Linked DNA regions of Mus musculus: region 2 is linked to region 1. Evidence: chromatin contacts called from ENCODE Hi-C or POLR2A ChIA-PET data. All regions are on one chromosome and are shown on one strand. The core of a region is the stretch at or near the end of the contact, and the rest is flanking DNA. Distances in the headings are between cores, read along the strand shown. Region 1 holds the start of Phc3 (polyhomeotic 3). Region 2 has its middle 3.3 kb from the start of Gm33641.

The links. A loop is a pair of places that touch in the nucleus more often than their neighbours do. ChIA-PET counts read pairs that join two places held with the same protein, here RNA polymerase II (POLR2A).
Region 2: a map of T-helper 2 cell shows a loop between it and region 1 (2.7-fold over the local background). The contact joins the enhancer-like site here to the promoter of Phc3 in region 1. A Hi-C loop is called at or near these places in 2 of 37 maps with a recorded cell type or tissue (T-helper 2 cell and regulatory T cell). POLR2A ChIA-PET finds 5 or more read pairs at or near these places in 2 of 5 experiments (Patski and embryonic stem cell).

What each region holds. Positions count from the first base shown.
Region 1 is chr3:30,967,058-30,971,356 of GRCm38, reverse strand. It overlaps Phc3 (polyhomeotic 3), which reads left to right and starts at 1,942. Exons shown (of 15, transcript NM_001165954.1): 1 at 1,942-1,983. The coding sequence starts at 1,970.
Region 2 is chr3:31,054,183-31,058,323 of GRCm38, reverse strand. No RefSeq gene overlaps it. Among named protein-coding and RNA genes, the nearest start is that of Gm33641, 3.3 kb to the left of the region's middle. Within about 2 kb of position 1,488, at least 1 of the 3 ENCODE cell types and tissues checked has a DNase peak (open chromatin) inside an H3K27ac peak, as active enhancers do.

The DNA of each region.
Region 1 (4,299 bases), core at 693-3,192:
CTTCCTTCTTGAAGTAAGGAGGTTTTAAACGTATTTCTGATTTTATAGGCACCCACAGTTGAGAGACATTAGGTTTTTAAAAGACTTTGGATTTTAAAAGAGACTGGATATTTTACAGAGCCTGGATTTGTAAGTGTTTGAATTTTTAAAGCCTATGGGACTTTCTAAGTTTGTAAAATGTTTTATATTGTGATGTCTTTATGTGTGATCTCAGGGATGGGAAAGAAAGGAAAATTTGTGGCTTAACAGTGATGTGTCTCTGTGTCAAACTGCTAAGGGGTCAGTTGTACTGTCTAATTTTATGCCAACTTGACACAAGGCTAAAGTCATTGGCGAGGAGGGAGCCCCAACTGAGAAACTATCTTAATAATATCAGTGTGTAGGCAAGCCTGTAGGGCATTTTCTTAGTGATCAATGTGGGCAGGCCCCACCTATTGTGGCTGGTGATCCTGGTTCTATAAGAAAGTAGACTGAACAAGCCAGTAAGCAGCAGCCCTCCATGACCTCTGCATCAGCTCCTGCCCTGCTTCAGTTTCTGTTCTGACTTCCTTTGGTGATGAACGGTGATATAGAAGTGTAAGCCAAATAAACTCGTTCTCCCATGACCTGCTTTGGGGATGGTGTTTCATCACAGCAATGGAACCCTGAGACACTGAGATTAGTGCACTTCATCTCAGGAAATAGGAGACACTGTTTACGATCACTATGCTTCTTTCTCAGTCAAGAGCAACAGAGATTTGCTTATTTCTTGGATCTATGAAGCAAAGTCACACTGTGTATGTATGTCTACAAAATCCACTTTTCAGACTATTTTGGATACATATTTTTAATGTTTTATAGTTGTAGTTAATTTTTCTTCTTTCTTTCTTTCTTTCTTTCTTTTTTTTAAACACAGTCTTACATATCCCAGGCTAGCCTTAAAATTTCTGTTAGACCCGAGGTGGGGAAAAACATTTCCACAACTGTCTGATTAAGCAAGCTATACTTAGACTGGCTAAAGGCTGCCTCATCCAAGTTCAGGTTTCAGAAAGCAGCCCCTCACTGGCTTTTGAGGTCTCTGTTGTGGGGCAAGGATTAGGGTTGATAGATTACAGCTGTTGAGAGCGTTGGCTGTTAGCACCAGGACAGAAGAATGGGGGGACTCAGGGCTCAAGGCCGGCTGTGAGGTATACAAGGGTAAGACACTATATGGAAGGGGAGTCATCAGAGATGTTCAGGAGTTTAGCAAGGCAAAGGAGTATACATCATGGGGTTACAAATTCAGCAGAGGTTAAAAAGCATGGTTTTCAGGATATCTTAGGTTCAGGAAACAGAAGCTTACCCTTGCAAGGTATGGGGACACCATCCCCAAAGCAGGACATGAGGGAAAGGGTTTATTTGGCTTACACTTCTATAGCACCGTTCATCACCAAAGGAAATCAGAACAGGAACTCAAGTAGGGCAGGAACCTGGAAACAGGAGCTGATGCAGAGGCTGATGCAGAGGCTGTGGAGGGCTGCTGCTTGTTCAGTCTGCTTTCTTATAGAACCAGGATCATGGGGTTTCTGTTTTACATTATATAGTCTAGGATGACTTTGAATTTTTATTCAAAACAACACTTTCTAAGGGCCTAGCCATGTCTGGTTTATGTGGGGCTGGGTATTGAACCTAAGACTTGATGCACGTTTCTGAAAGTATTCTAGCAACTTCTACATTTCCAGCGCTAAGCAGAACTTTTTCTATATTCGTCGCAGACCCCGGGCTAAGACAAAGATTCTGAGCCATAGAAATAGAGGGTGTCTGGGAAGGACCACTTAGGGAAACACAGGCCACCTCACAGAGAGAGTTGAGGTGGGAGGGAGCCTGGCAGTCGCTGGCCTCACGTGACCTCTGCGCCCCCCGCCCCCCAGATCCCGCCCCTCGGCTCTTGGCTCTTGCAGGGGGAAAAGGAGGCGCATGCGCACTTCGTGTTAGTGATGGAGGAGAGAAGATGGCGGAAGCGGAGTGAGTGACTTGCTGGTGACTGATGTCGTAACCGGGGGGCGAGTGAGGGCTGCGACACGTTCCCCCGAGGCAGCTCTTGGGGCTCCGAGGCTGGCGGTGCAGGGCGGAGGCGAGGCGGGAGCCACGGCGTGGTGGAGAAGCCCGACTGTGGGAGGAGGATGGCAGGTCCAGCCAGCCTCCCCTCGGGAGTGCGTGCTGCGCCGTGCGGTCCCGGGGCTGTGTGGTCCTAAGCGCACAGCTACCCGGGGGACCCTAGTCTCCGGGCTCTCCCGGGACGCGAGCCCTGCGGCGCTCGGCCGGGGCTGTCATTCCAGCCGCGGTCCCCGCCGAGGTGTGTCCGGCTGGGCAGGCGCCGCCGGGCCTCCGCGCTGGCTCCTGCGGGCCCGTAGCCGTCTGTCTGTCCGTCCGTCCGTCCGTCCGTGCGGCGGGGGCGCGGGGAGGCGCAGGGAGGCGTCCGGACAGCGGCTGCGGCCCACGGCCGAGGCTCCCCACCTCCCCGGCCTTTCCTTGCAGTCCCCCTCCGGGCTCGGGCTGCGGCGGCGAGCCTCCCTCCCTGGAGGGCCGCATTCTTGGGTAGCGCTGTGATGCTATGCTCAGTTGGCGACTTGAAACTTCAGGTTCCCGGGTAGGCCTCTGGAGTGCCAGAGCTGAACGCGGCAAGTATTTCCGTGCCAAGCCCGTGCGCTCCCCGAAAGTGTTCTTTTGTACCAGGCCTCGAAATGTAAAGCGATGGTTTGCCCAGTTGCACACATCCAATGTTTAGAATTACTGTCTAGGTTCCCTGACCATTTTTGGTTCGTCAGAACTCACTGTCTTCTTCGCCCGCCTTTGGGCTTTGAGAGCACAGCTGAGCAGAATAAGACTTTGAAAGGCCAGGGTTTACGGTGGTGGCTTGGATGCCATTGGTCCCGGTGCCAAAGTGTTTTGACACGCAGTAGTTTCAAGATTTTACCTTACTGCTGATTGAGTGTAGTATTGAGCAGGTGCCATATGATACTGTGGTTTGCTGATTGGAAGGAAATGAACAGCAGAACGTCTAAAAATGTGATTCAGCTCCCACTAAAAGAAGTTAGCAGCCCCATCTGTTTTTCCTTTCACCTTACTTTCTCCCTTGTATATTGGAGCTGTTAATACAGCCTATGGTGGCTGGAGACTCCTGAGTCTCATTGAGGCCAGCCTGAGCTACGTAGTGACACCCTATTTTGTTTTGATTTTTAAGAAAGAGAAGTAAATGTTCTTGTTACAGGCTTGTCGACGGTGGGAATGCCAGCCGGTTCAACTTTTATTTCTCAGGAGAAAAAGACAGACAAGGAAGGAGGAATCCAGTGGATTCTCATGGGGCCTTCTGAGCCTGGGGTGACAGCTACTGTGGTTTTAGTTTGTAACAGCATGGAAGCCCTTAGAGGCTTGGCTTTATTAAAGTATAGATTTCTCAGTGGGTAAAAATTTGTACTACAACATAAATGACATAAGATCATAATACTGGAGGGAAAAGATTAGAAAGTTTGGTACAAACGTGTACTTTACTGGTTGTGCATTGGAAGCTGAATAAATTATATTCCACACCCCCAAATTTTAGAGCAATTTTCTGTGGGGGGGGGATTTTTGTAAAGATGTAAGAAGTTGCTTATATTTGCTACTTTATTTCTTTATTTCTTATTTATTACTTAAGTGGGCTAATCCGGTATCAAGCTAAACTTCTGACACTAGAGTTAGTAAGGACAATGGTGTCGTCTAAGAAAAGCTACTGAGAATTGAAAAAAATGAACTTAAAATTTCTTACGTATAGGTAGCTGCGTATATGTGTGTACATTATTGCCATGTATGTGCCCAGTCCCTTGGAAGCCAGAAGAGGGCATCTGATCCCCTGGAACTGGGTTTTGGAGGGTTGTGTGGGTGCTGGGCATCAAACCCAGGTCCTTTGGAATAACAGTGCTCTTAACCATTTGAGCCATCTCTTCAGTCCCACTAACATGTCCTTAGGATCTTATTTTTAATTTTATCTATTTTTTTTGAAACAAGGGTGTTGTGTAGCCCAGGCTGGCCTATCACTTAGTATGATGTAGCCAAGGGTGACCTTCTTCAAGTGCTGGGATTGCATGTATATGTGCCACCGTGCCAGGTGTACTAAGACACTTTAAATAACTGCACGGCAGCTACAGTTAAACCAGGAAGGAAGCTACTCCTTAGGAATCTTCTCAGAATGACTCTGAGGGGCGGAGAGATGGCTCAGTAGTTAGGTGCCTTTGTTCCTGCAGAGGACCTGGATTCAATTCCCTGCACGCACATGGTAGGTCAGAACTGTCCATAATTGCT
Region 2 (4,141 bases), core at 239-2,738, 87 kb before region 1:
ATATAATGAGTGTGACTGTTTTATATATGTCCACCCCATGAATGGCAGGTACATAGGTGAGACAAGGGCGTCAGACCTCTTAGAACTGGGATTGCAAATGGTCATGAGCCACCATGTGGGTGCTGGGAACTGAACCCAGGTCCTCTGTAAGAGCGATGAGTGCTTTTAATCAGTGTCAGCTTAAGCCATATTGTTTTCATATGGTTGTTTAGTTGGTTATTTTTCTATCAGTCCCAGGGATTCAAATTAGGGCCTCACTATAGCCCCTGCTAAATCATGTTTATGAATGACAATCTGAGTGTCTGAATTTATAGGTTAAATCAATAAAGGACACCACTTTAATGTCCTGTAACGTTTGATATAACTAAGTTCCTGTGCACATTAATAACCGAGTCAACTTTAATTTTATTTGTATTTATTTATTTATATTGATTTGAGACAGGACCTCGTTTAACCAGACTGAGATTAGAGGTACCTGCTGTGGCTGCCTCTGCCCACCTTAGTTTCATTATCAACTAGAAATATTCTTCTTCATAGGAGAAACATGGCATACTTAAACCCTCACATATATTTCCTCACAAAGGAGGTTCTCACTCATAGTCCATAAAGATAACATAGAGTTACAGTACCTACAGAGGGAAAGAATCCTACTTAAGTCAAACTCCAAAATAACTTAGATTTCATTCTGAAGATCAATTTGTATAGTATATTGAGTCGATTAAAATCGAGACACAGATGAACACCGATAAAATCCTGAACTTCTTGGTCACTGGCTACTTGCGGGTGAGTTCAGACCGCTTCTGCAGGGTAACTCTGACCATCATTAGGCAAGAGACTGACCCCTAGTGGTGAGACATAGCATCATCATTCAGCCAACCAGGGCCAAAGTTGTCTGTCCCACTTCCGATCTCCTACAAGCCCAAACCACACTGCTAGGGAGAGACCATTTTAACCCAGGAAATACCTCCTACATAAACGCATGCGTATGCTTTAAAAAAAAATTCTAAATCAACTTTTCTGCAACACATTTGTTCATAGTATCAAACAAAAAATTCCTTAAAATTGCACTTTTCCAACTCCCGTAGAACTTATGTTGCCTCCTCTCAGACTTGCAGGGCCACAGTGGAGCGCCGATTTACACCTCCCCCTCCCCGCCCTCCCCCACACCAGAACCCCGCTGCTGCTGAGAAAAAACAGTTTTCACTCCTCCCTCCCTACACAGCAAAACATGGAACCTGCTAGAGCCGGAGGGATCTTCCACATTCCGCTCCGTGCCGCCGTGCCAGCAACTCTCACCGTAAATGTATCAAATGTATCTGTTTTCCACCTCGGCTGAAAAGCTTGCTTGCTTGTTTGTTTGTTTGTTTGTAGTGGGCAACAGTTAATGTGAACTCAAATTTCACCGTGCTAAGAATAAACGATAGGTGGGGGCTGGAGAGATGGCTCAGCGGTTAAGAGCGCTGACTGCTCTTCGGAAGGTCATGAGTTCAATTCCGGACATGGTGGCTCACAACCATCCATCCGTAACGAGATCTGACGCCCTCTTCTGGAGTGTCTGAAGACAGCTACGGTGTACTTACATATAATAAATAAATCTTAAAAAAAAAAAAAAAAGGTGTATTCAGCCATAAAACTTGGACATCTATGTCAATACTCTATCCCAAGGAGTAAAATGCTCTGTCGAACTTGACCTGGCTACTGTACTCATGCACCCGGTTGCTGTGGCTGCCTGCCGGTAAGACTTGCACAAAAATGAAACCAAATTCCAAAATGAATTGGGGCGCGCGTGCGCGCGGGGGGGGGGGGTTGCCTCAAGGTCCCACTCCTAGGGAAGGACCTACCGGCAGCTGGTGGTTGCTGAGGGAAGGGGGGTCATTTTTTAGCGTAGCTGCTGGTAGTTTGCTCTGTGGTCCTGTGGATGGCTCCAGAGCCCTGTGCACAGGGGCAGCTCTGATTGGCTATGAGTTATGAAGGGGAGGAAGACAAGTAGGGATCTAGCTGCAGCGAGGAGGGGGTCCAGTTAGAGCTGAGATGGAATATGGAGGGTGGATGAACAAAATACATTGTACAAACGCATGGAATTCTCAAATAAAAACAGTATATTTCGGGGGCTGGTGAGATGGCTCAGTGGGTAAGAGCACCCGACAGCTCTTCCGAAGGTCAGGAGTTCAAATCCCAGCAACCACATGGTGGCTTACAACCATCGGATCACAAGATCTGACTCCCTCTTCTGGAGTGTCTGAAGACAGCTACAGTGTACTTACATATAATAAATATTTAAAAAAAAAAAAAAACCAGTATATTCTAAAACCTCCCAATCAATGCACGAACTAAACTTTTAAGCTTAAAATAAGGAAAGTTTAGAAAAACATCAAGGTTGACACAAAAACATAAGGGTTGCTTCTCAGCCGTGTATGTGTGAAGCGATGGGCCCAATCTTCAACAATATGAGCAAAAATCAAACCATACAGTAAAACTGAGTCAGACCATTCACAAATACAGCTCCTGCGGTACACGGGAACATCTGTGTTAGGGAAAACCTTAGTGATAAGAAAAGAAAAAAAAAAAAAAAGGTTGCTTACATTTTCTCCAGGGGCTACTTGGGCAAGCTCTAGGCCAATGAGAAACCCTAGCTTAACAACAAAAATAACAAAAGAAAAAGATGGACCCGAGGATCACTTGAGACTGTCTGAGGCCTGTGTACCACAAGCACACCCAAAATTCCAAAGTTACGTTTTTGCAATATATATTTTATTCTTAAGTATTAATATAAAGTCAGAGAACTACTCACAAAGTTCTTACGAAAAATTTCAAACTTTTATTCATGAGGAGACAATGATGCTTGGCACTTGTGTGGTGGTCAAAGGACAACTTCCAGGAGTGGCTTCCCGACTTCCACCATGTGGATCCCAGGGGTTCCACTTTCGTTGTGAGGACTGTTGACAAGGGCCCGCACTACTGAACCATCTCACCCCTAAGTAACTCCAAGACAAGGCCTTCTATCATAAGTTGATCTGGAATTCTGAATACAGCCAAGGAGACTCTTGAACTCCTGATCCTCTGGTCTCCCAGGTTAGCACTTGGGATTTCGTGTTTGCCACCGTGCCCAGCTTGCGATAAGTTTTAGATTCTAGTACTAAAAACCCAGCGCCTTCCTTTTTTATTTTAAACTACTTTAGAGAACACTCTGCAGATAAAACACGCCATATGCTGAAATTAGCCAGACCCACACCATGCCACTCAAATGAACTTCTATATTTAGAACAGCCATTTGGAACAGAAACAGTGGTGCTTTAAGCTGGATTTTGTTCACTATCGAGTATATTTGTATTTGCCAAAAAAATGAAAAAAAAAAAAAAACATGGCAAGATTAAGAACTAGAAAAGCAGCCGGGTGGTGGTGGTGGCGCATGCCTTTAATCCCAGCACTTGGGAGGCAGAGGCAGGCAGATTTCTGAGTTCGAGGCCAGCGTGGTCTACAGAGTAAGTTCCAGGACAGCCAGGGCTACACAGAGAAACCCTGTCTCGAAAAACCAAAAAAAAAAAAAAAAAAAAAAAAAAGAACTAAAAAAGCAAGAAAATTTTAACCCTTCTCGTTCTCTTTCCACATGCTAGTCTCTGCCCAAAGATGCATTGTTAACATGTATACATGGCACAATGGCTAGATTCTGCCTAAAGGAGAAGATGCAGTTCTTTTCTGAGATTATGACTTCATTGTTTACCCACTCTCCTAAACATTTTGCGATTGCATGTTTCTTTAGAGCTGAATCAAACTCACTCCAAGTTTTCATTATCACCTGTTGGTGGACAAAGAAGTTGATGGAATCATTTGCTACATCGACTAAAGCAGCAGTAAACATGGGGTGCAAACCGTACGGTAGGGTGTGGTGTTCTCTGGGCGTATGCCCAGAATTGAAAGAGTGGGGTCATGTGCTAATTCTATTCTTGATTATTTGAGCAGTCTCAAAACTGATCTCCGTAATGGCTAGATTGCTTTTCACCAACAGTGAATAAAGGTTCCTTTTTCTAAAGGTCCCCTCCAGCATTTGTTGTCAGACTTATAACAGCCACGCTGACTAGCATCAGGTGGTAACTCAAGGTACGTTGTCTTCATTTGCATTTCCCCGAGAGCTAGGGACATG